Regions from separate parts of the Homo sapiens genome. Here region 2 is linked to region 1. A link is an interaction called in ENCODE POLR2A ChIA-PET data of the cell type or tissue named here. Cell type or tissue: IMR-90. All regions are shown on one strand. Each heading gives the region's core, and the rest is flanking DNA. Links, peaks and the distances in the headings are about the cores only.

Region 1 (4,424 bases), core at 79-4,078:
TACCTAACTTAAAGGCCTTTATTGTTATTTAGCTGAGTGATTAATTTTCTTTTCTCTTTTTTGAGATGGAGTCTCGCGCTGTCGCCCAGCCTTGAGTGCAGTGGTGCGATCTCAGCTCGCTGCAACCTCCACCTCCCGGGTGCAAGCGATTCTCCTGCCTCAGCCTCCTGAGTAGCTGGGATTATAGGTGCCCACCACCACGCCCGGCTAATTTTTTGTATTTTTAGTAGAGACGGGGTTTCACTATGTTGGCCAGGCTGATCTCGAACTCCTGACCTTGTGATCCACCCACCTCGGCCTCCCAAAGTGCTGGGATTACAGGCGGGAGCCACCGCCCCCGGCCTTGAATATCCTTTTAATCATGCTTCTTGTCTACAATCATACCCTGCCAGTTTAGCCCCTGCACTATTGCCAATTATTTTTCTTTATTGTTTCGCTTCCTTGCATAAAAATCTTTGGTAGCTCCTCACACCCTACAGGATAATGTTCATACTATTATGGTGTGTAAGTCTAAGATCCTTTAAAACCTATCTCAGTGTACCTTTTTAACTTCCTTACTAATCCCTTCTTCTCTTGGGTCATAACTGTCCTGGAGTGCGCCACCATCCCCATGACATGTGCTTTAATGGCTCTTTCCTTCATCCTCTTCCCTTGACTGAAGTGATCTTCTCTTTTTTTTTTGAGATGCAGTTTCGCTCTTGTCACCCAGGCTGGAGTGCAATGGCGCGATCTCGGCTCACCACAACCTCTGCCTCCCGGGTTCAAGTGATTCGCCTGCCTCAGCCTCCCGAGTAGCTGGGATTACAGGCATGCACCACTATGCCTGGCTAATTTTGTATTTTTCGTAGAGACGGGGTTTCTCCATGTTGGTCAGGCTGGTCTCAAACCCCTGACCTCAGGTGCTCCGCCCTCCTCGGCCTCCCAAAGTGCTGGGGTTACAGGCATGAGCCACCGTGCCCAACTCGTTCTTCCCTTCTTTGTTAAATTCCTACTCATCCGTTAGGACTGAACTCCAGTGTTAGCTCCTCTCTGACCTCCTCTTTTCCAATACTTTTTCAGACTTTACATTGATTGTAATTCTTTATATTGTCTCTTCTTCTATACTAAGTTCTTGAAAACAATAGTTACATGTATTTATCTTTTTTCCCATGACCCTTTGCAGTACCTGGGATATAGTAATCACTCAATGAATATAAACTGCACTTACTGGCATGCTCAAGGAATGGGCTATTAAGGTAAATTGAATTTTTGGTTGATTCAGTAGTAAAGCTTTTTTATCAATATATGACAGTTTTTCTAAAATGGTCAAAGTATCTTTTTGACTTAGTATTGTGGAATGAAATGGTCTTAATATTTGAGAACTTGTAACCACCCTATGATTTTTCTTTCTGAAATAAATACTATCATCATGTTGACATAGTACATAGTCTCCCCAGGATAAATGGGCTGCTTCAGAATGACTTCTGCCTGCTCTTTAAAAATCGGATTTTCAGGCCTCATTCCAAATGTATTGAATCAGAATCTTTAGTTTGGGGGCCCAAGAATATGTTTCTAACTAAAATCTCCAGGTGATCCTGATATGCAACAAAATTTAGGAACTAATAAGGAGGCTGAGATGTACTGACAAGGTATATAACCTGGACAATTTTTTTCTTCCTTTTCTGATATAAATTCTCATTGATTGGAGGTAAGTACTTTGAAGTTTTTCTGCTGTTTGGGTATGCTTTTAATAATCCTATACAATGTCATTCATTTCCTTCAGCAAGGTATCCTGTTAAAAGTGGCTGAAACCATCAAAAGTTGGATTTTTTTTTCTCAGTGCAATAAGAAAGATGACTTACTTCACAAGTTGGTAAGTGGTCACTTCTTTTTGCCACTTTTCAGGGTTCTAGGTTATTAGTGAAATAATTGGTGAATCAGAATTTGTTTTGCTATCAATTTGGCCAGCAATTGATTTTTACTAGAGATTCTGCAGTAACTCAGGATCTTTTAATTTGGGCTTACTGGTATTGTTTATAGCTTTTAAAGAGGTTATTAGCCACTCAGAATGGAATACTCTGATAGTTATTGAAACGTTATTTGTTAGATTGCTAATTTACTATTGCCCTCTTCCTCCATTGACAGGTATCCCTCTCTATAGGTAAAGGAATATGTCATTAGTGGGATCAATTCAATCTGTTAAATCACAGAATTTCCCAAAGACTCGAAACAGTCAACCTGAAAGGTCTTTGTGATTTTTGTGAGGCTTTGTTTTTTTCTACTCTCTGCTGTAACAGAACTCCAGGGGGGAAATACTTCAACCTTCTGACGTCCTAACAATACAAAATCCAGGGAGTATAGCCTAAAAATTCAAGTTATGTGGTTCTCATGGCTCCCAGAAGGAGTAATGTAGTTACAAGTAAGCAGGTTTCAGGATCTCTGCTGGCCTGTAACCTTAAGAATTATCATTCCTGTAAATTAACATTTGTAAGGAGATTGTTTACAAAGTGCTTTCACATTTTGATTTGGTAATCTAAACAACACTATAAGATTTAGTCTGCTTCAGTAACGAGAAAACCAAGGTTCAGACAATCAGTTTGTTTTAATAACTTACTGAGTGAATTGTCTAAAAATGTTCAGCTAGAAAGTGATAGAGCCAGAATTTGAACCCAGGTCTCTTGGTTCCAAAGCCATGCTCTTTCTGCTATAGCATACGACCTCTCTAGCTCAAGTATTATTATTTTTTGGCTGACTAAAATTACTTTTTTAGCAATCCAAATTGTCAAGTTCTTTGTTCAGGGTTTCATCTTTGTTGAAGGTGTATTGAGAAGGTCAATGAAGTGTCTTATCGTCTACATATAATGCCATTTTTATCCAGGTGGAGCCATCTCATTCTTCAGTGATACTAGGACTGTGGTAAGGTATATGGATCCATATACATTTTTCTGTGATTTAGTCATAGTCTGCCTAGGCCTGGTCTTTTCATTCTTGATTCTGTGTCACTGGCCACATGTTTCATGTGATGTTTCACTATACAGTGCCAGCTTCTGTATGCATCCCTTTTGTGCCTATATTATGGAGAACTATAAGAATACATACCTAAGGATTAGTTTACTAGTAATGGAACAAGAAATTGCCAAGGTGGCTTTTGGCGTGAGATTGCTTGACTTTTTCCCCTTGATTGTGACGTATTTAAAATGTTGTTAGCTATACAGATATTGAAGCAGGCCCTCATTTCTTTTGTAAGAATATTGGCAATTGCTCTGTGATATCTGAACATTTTACTAATGTTCATTTTTATAGTACTTTTCTTAAAAATTAAAAAAATCCTTTATAGCAACCATGATGGGTAGTGGTAATGGCACTTTTTAAGTGCCTTTTAGCTTATAAAGTGCTTTCACACGTGTTATCTTATTTGATCCTTGTATAAAAAGCCCCATGATATCCAAAGTGATTAAGATCTTTGAAGAATACTGACAAATGAATAAGTTCTCTTCTTCATCCCTAAGGAAAAAGAAATCAAAATCTCTTAATTTTTTATCTGTGCCTTCTCATAACCTTTCATTTCATCCATGCAGAAAGGAATTCCTAAGTACTTTCTCATGCCACTTCCCTATTTAGATCCTGGAAAGATCTTTATCAATCAAATCAAGTCCAAATTTGTCACGTCAGCACTAAAGAGTCTGCATAATTTGGCCCTAACCTACCTTTCCAGCTTTGTCCACCAGTATTTGTATCAATGAACCCAGTCTTCATTTTCCTTTATTCCGTACTTATTCTGTATGTCTATGTTTGTGCTCTTATACTGTGATGGAATACTTTCTGTTTTTTTTTTCTTGATCCATTAGAATCTTTTCAATAAGCACTCCTAGCTTTTTCTCAAAGCTTTCCCGAAACTTCAGCCTATTGTGTCTCTTATTTTCTGCATCAACCTAGTAATAATTACTTTGTGTTCTATAAGTTTTTGTATTGTAATATATCCAACGTGTGCTTTTCTTTATTGTTTCAGTTATTGCATAGATAGTGACAACAGTAATAGCTAACATACAGTGCTTACTATGAGCCACTCTTCTTGGTATTTTATAGATACTGACTTATTTAATCCTCATAACAACCCTGTGAAGTAGCTACTGTTATTATCCCACTTTTGCCAAAGAGGAAACTGGCACAGAGAGCTTATTAACATGCTTAAGTTGTGGAGCAAGGATATAAAGCTAGACACTAAGTCCTGGCACTCAGACTTGTTGAAAATGTGCCAAAGTTTACATAGTACACATCCCAGGAGCATAGAGCCTCCAGCCATGCAGGTGATACCTGCTAATATTTAAATCGATCAGAATTAGCACCTTTTCAGTTTCTTCATTTGTTTGAGACCTGGATCTGGGCTTCCCAGTCCAAATAGTACTGTCATGACATGTTTCTTAATTTGCAGGTGTCAGTTTTTC
Region 2 (4,424 bases), core at 82-4,081, 110 kb before region 1:
ACAAATCAGAATCAGATTAACTTTAAGTTGATCTTTAATTCTTTTGAGATATTAACATACCAGCTTGGCCAGCTCGAATCACTTAGGGAAGACCTAAGCAAAAAATCAATGCAAATAAAATCAAGTATGAGCATCTGAGGCAATGAAGCACAAAACAGATGGCCTTGTTCATGGGGTCAGGTTTTATATCTCCAGCACCAATGAGGGGTATGTGACTTAATTACCAGCTGTCCTGACCCAGCTGCCTGACCTCAGGGCATTACTGAACTACTATCATGACACAATGAATTACAAAGACCAAATGAACATATGGACAGACATGGAGCCCTACAAGGTTCCCTGTCCTCATGAAGGACACCAGGAATCACTTCACTTTAAGCAAAAGCAAAGCAGCTGTGGAGGTCAAAGTGCTATGATAAATATGCAGAAATGAGTGTGAAACTATGGAGTAAAAGTAGAGGTGGGAAAGTCCCCACATTAACCATTTGACTTTGTTTTTAAAATAAAAATATTTTCCCAATGAAATTATTCTTCCCTCTCTATATGTAGACCCAGTGATACGGTATATAATCATCAGTGGTGCATAATCATCAATGCAAAACTGTAGAAAACATAATTGAAAGCAATCTTTTATGTCTAGTTTCCAATCTCCTTTAATAACACTAACAAGTAATCATCATAATAACTCTAAGTGACCAAAATCTAGCTTCATTGTCATCTTTAGAAGATGAAAAATAAGTTTCTCTGGTTTCCAGGGCAACTAAAAGAATTCTGAAAGCAAGCTAATATATCCAAAGATACACTATATCCTATACAGCATGGTAGAGATTTCAAGTAATAATTTTCAATCAATTGCTAAAGAACAACTAAGTACAAGGGCTCAGACAGACCAGACTTGAAAGTCTGGTTTTCCTATTAAGTAGTGGGTTATTTTTGACAGTTAGCTTACTTTCTTCATTGAAAAAAATAGGAATAACATCTATTTGACAGGGTTGTTACGAGGATTAAAACAGATAATTGATGTAACATAGCATGCTGCAAGGAACATAGAGAGCACTTAATAGAACACCATTTATTTAACTAAAGGGGATTTGGTTAAGTTAAATGATTAGATGAACATCATTTAAGATCCACAAGTCACCTTCCCTCCCTCTCTCCACAAGTCCCTGAAGGCTTGGAAAGACAGCTGTGAAACAGAGGCATCTAAAGAGAAGGAAATACCAAACCAAGGTAGGGAAAACACCTCAGCAGCAAAACAAAGGTACTCTGAACAATGAGCTTCATTCAGTGAAGAACAGTTCTCACATGAAAGAAGCTGCTCCAGAGTGAAGGTTTGGTAGCCATGTCAACAGAAGCTAGAGAAAGATTCTTTACAACTAAAGAAAAAATGCTGAAAATGGTTCACAAGACTCAAAAGTCAGGGTGTATTCAGTGAAACAGCATGAAGTGATTTTAACATGGAAAAAAAAATGAGAACTGAGAAAGTCTTCTATTCCTTTTACAATGCAAAAAAAAAAAAAAATCTATTTAGTAACAGACATCTGGATCCAGGCCTAGGGTAGCCTTGCCTCTGGCTCTATGGATTTTATTGAGTCTCTCAAATTTTCAAGGAAATGTACGTCTCCACCTAAAGAAATTAGTGAAGCAAAGATGCTTCATTACTAATACTATATAGCCAGTCCATCTTTGTCTAAAAAATCCCTTCCAAATATATATATAATATAATATATAGCATATATTATATTATATATTATATAATATATAGCATATATTATATTATATATTATATATTATATAATACATAGCATATATTATATAATACATAGCATGTTATATATATTATATAATACATAGCATATGTTATATTATATATATTATATATTATATAATACATAGCATATGTTATATTATATATATTATATATTATATAATACATAGCATATGTTATATTACATATATTATATATTATATAATACATAGCATATGTTATATTACATATATTATATATTATATAATACATAGCATATGTTATATTACATATATTATATATATTATATAATATATAGCATATATTATATATATTATATAAGATATAGCATATATTATATATATTATATAAGATATAGCATATATTATATATATTATATAAGATATAGCATATATTATATATATTATATAAGATATAGCATATATTATATATATTATATAAGATATAGCATATATTATATATATTATATAAGATATAGCATATATTATATATATTATATAAGATATAGCATATATTATATATATTATATAAGATATAGCATATATTATATATATTATATAAGATATAGCATATATTATATAATATATAGCATATATTATATATTATATAATATATAGCATATATAATATTATATATTATATAATATATAGCATATATAATATTATATATTATATAATATATAGCATATATATTATATAATATATAGCATATATATTATATATTATATTACATATAGCATATATAATATTATATATAATATATTATATTATATAGCATATATTATATAATATATTATATAATATATAGCATATATTATATTATATATAGCACATATTTTATATATATAGCATATATTACATAATATATAGCATACTATATAATATATAGCATATATTATATATAATACATAGTATATTATACATCACATAGTATATATCACATATATTATACATAATATATAGTATATTATATATAGTTTTATATAGTATTATATATATATAATATATATAGTATAATATGTATAAGAATCCCTTGAGCCTAGAAGTTCAAAACTGTAGTGAGCTGATTGCACCACTGCACTCTAGCATGGATGACACAGCAAACCCTTTTTTCAAAAAAAAAGGACAATATTTTGTCACCCTAACAAATTTGTTGAGTGTCAAGCTTATTGTCATTTCATATAAATTATGTTTGATAAATAAGTGACTATACATATAGTATTATATATAGTATATATAGTATATTATATGATATATAATACTATATAATAGTAATCATTATATATAATATATAGTACATATACTATATAAAATATGTATAATATATAATAGATTGCTATACTACATATCACATACACTATACTATATAATTATATATACAATACAAAGTATATTATATATACTACATATCATACTATATATTATATAGTATACTATATATGCTATATATTACACACACACACACACACACACACACACACACACACACACTTTTTTTTTTTGAGAGGGAGTTTCGCTCTTGTTGCCCAGGCTGGAGTGCAATGGCACAATCTCGACTCACCGCAACCTCTGCCTCCTGGGTTCAAGGGATTCTCCTGCCTCAGCCTCCAGAGTAGCTGGGATTACAGACATGTGCCACCACGCCCGGCTAATTTTTGTATTTTTAGTAGAGACGGGGTTTCTCCATGTTGGTCAGGCTGTCTCGAACTCCTGACCTCATGTGATCCGCCTGCCCTGGCCTCCCAAGGTGCTGGGATTACAGGCATGAGCCACCGTACCCGGCCCAAATATTTTTTTAAATGCAGACTATTTGTACGTTTACATAATATTTTTATTGAGATATTTACTAAGGCTAGCTCCCATCAGAGAGCAATAAGACAACCAAAAACCTTCCTATTAACTTGTACTTAATTATATCAGATGTCTACGGTGTGGTGGGGATGTTCAGGGCAGAGCAGCAAATATACAAGAAATTCATTTTGAAAAGCCACTTATTTATTAAACATATTATAATTTATATGAAATGACAGTAAGCTTGCCACTCAATAAATTTGTTAGGGTGACAAAACATTGTCCTTTTTTTTTTGGAAAAAGGGTTTGCTGTGTCATCCATGCTAGAGTGCAGTGGTGCAATCAGCTCACTGCAGTTTTGAACTCCTAGGCTCAAGGGATTCTTTTGGCTCAGCCTCCTGAATAGGTGGGATTATAAGTGTGTGCTACCCATGCCTAGCTTTGTCCTATCATTAAAAAAAGAAAATCTATTACAAAAGAGAACTGGCTGGGCATAGTGGCTCATGCCTGTAATTCCAGAACTTTGGGAGGCTGAGGTGGGCAGATTGCTCAGGAGTTCGAGACCAGCCTGGGCAACATGGCTAAAACCCATCTCCACTAAAAATACAACAAATTAGCCTGGCGTGGTGGATGGCTGTGGTCCCAGCTACTCAGGAGGCTGAGATGGGAGGATCGCTTGAGCCCAGGAGGTAGAGCTTGCAGTGAGTGGAAATCATGCCACCGCACTCCAGCCTGGGTGACAAAGTGAGACACTGAGTCATTAAAAAAAAGGAGAGAGAGAGGAAGAGAGAACTTATCAATATTACCAATATAGCCAAAAATCAATGTGAGAAACTATTCACAGGGAAATATTTTCTCAAAACACA

The links. Peaks named below come from ENCODE experiments on the same cell type or tissue, not always from the same donor. Only the 100,000 strongest peaks of a DNase experiment are listed, where the experiment ranks them.
Region 2: POLR2A ChIA-PET joins it to region 1 with 7 read pairs; 2 of 35 experiments call an interaction of 5 or more read pairs at or near these places.

The regions. Positions count from the first base shown.
Region 1 is chr12:95,255,388-95,259,811 of GRCh38, forward strand. VEZT (vezatin, adherens junctions transmembrane protein) reads left to right here. Exons shown (of 12, transcript NM_017599.4): 3 at 1,763-1,852. Among named protein-coding and RNA genes, the nearest start is that of VEZT, 40 kb to the left of the region's middle. In IMR-90, for the core only: no CTCF peak of the experiment used is centred there; no DNase peak of the experiment used is centred there; H3K27ac peaks cover 535 bases.
Region 2 is chr12:95,146,776-95,151,199 of GRCh38, forward strand. All of the region lies in intron 5 of FGD6 (FYVE, RhoGEF and PH domain containing 6), which reads right to left. Among named protein-coding and RNA genes, the nearest start is that of FGD6, 68 kb to the right of the region's middle. In IMR-90, for the core only: no CTCF peak of the experiment used is centred there; no DNase peak of the experiment used is centred there.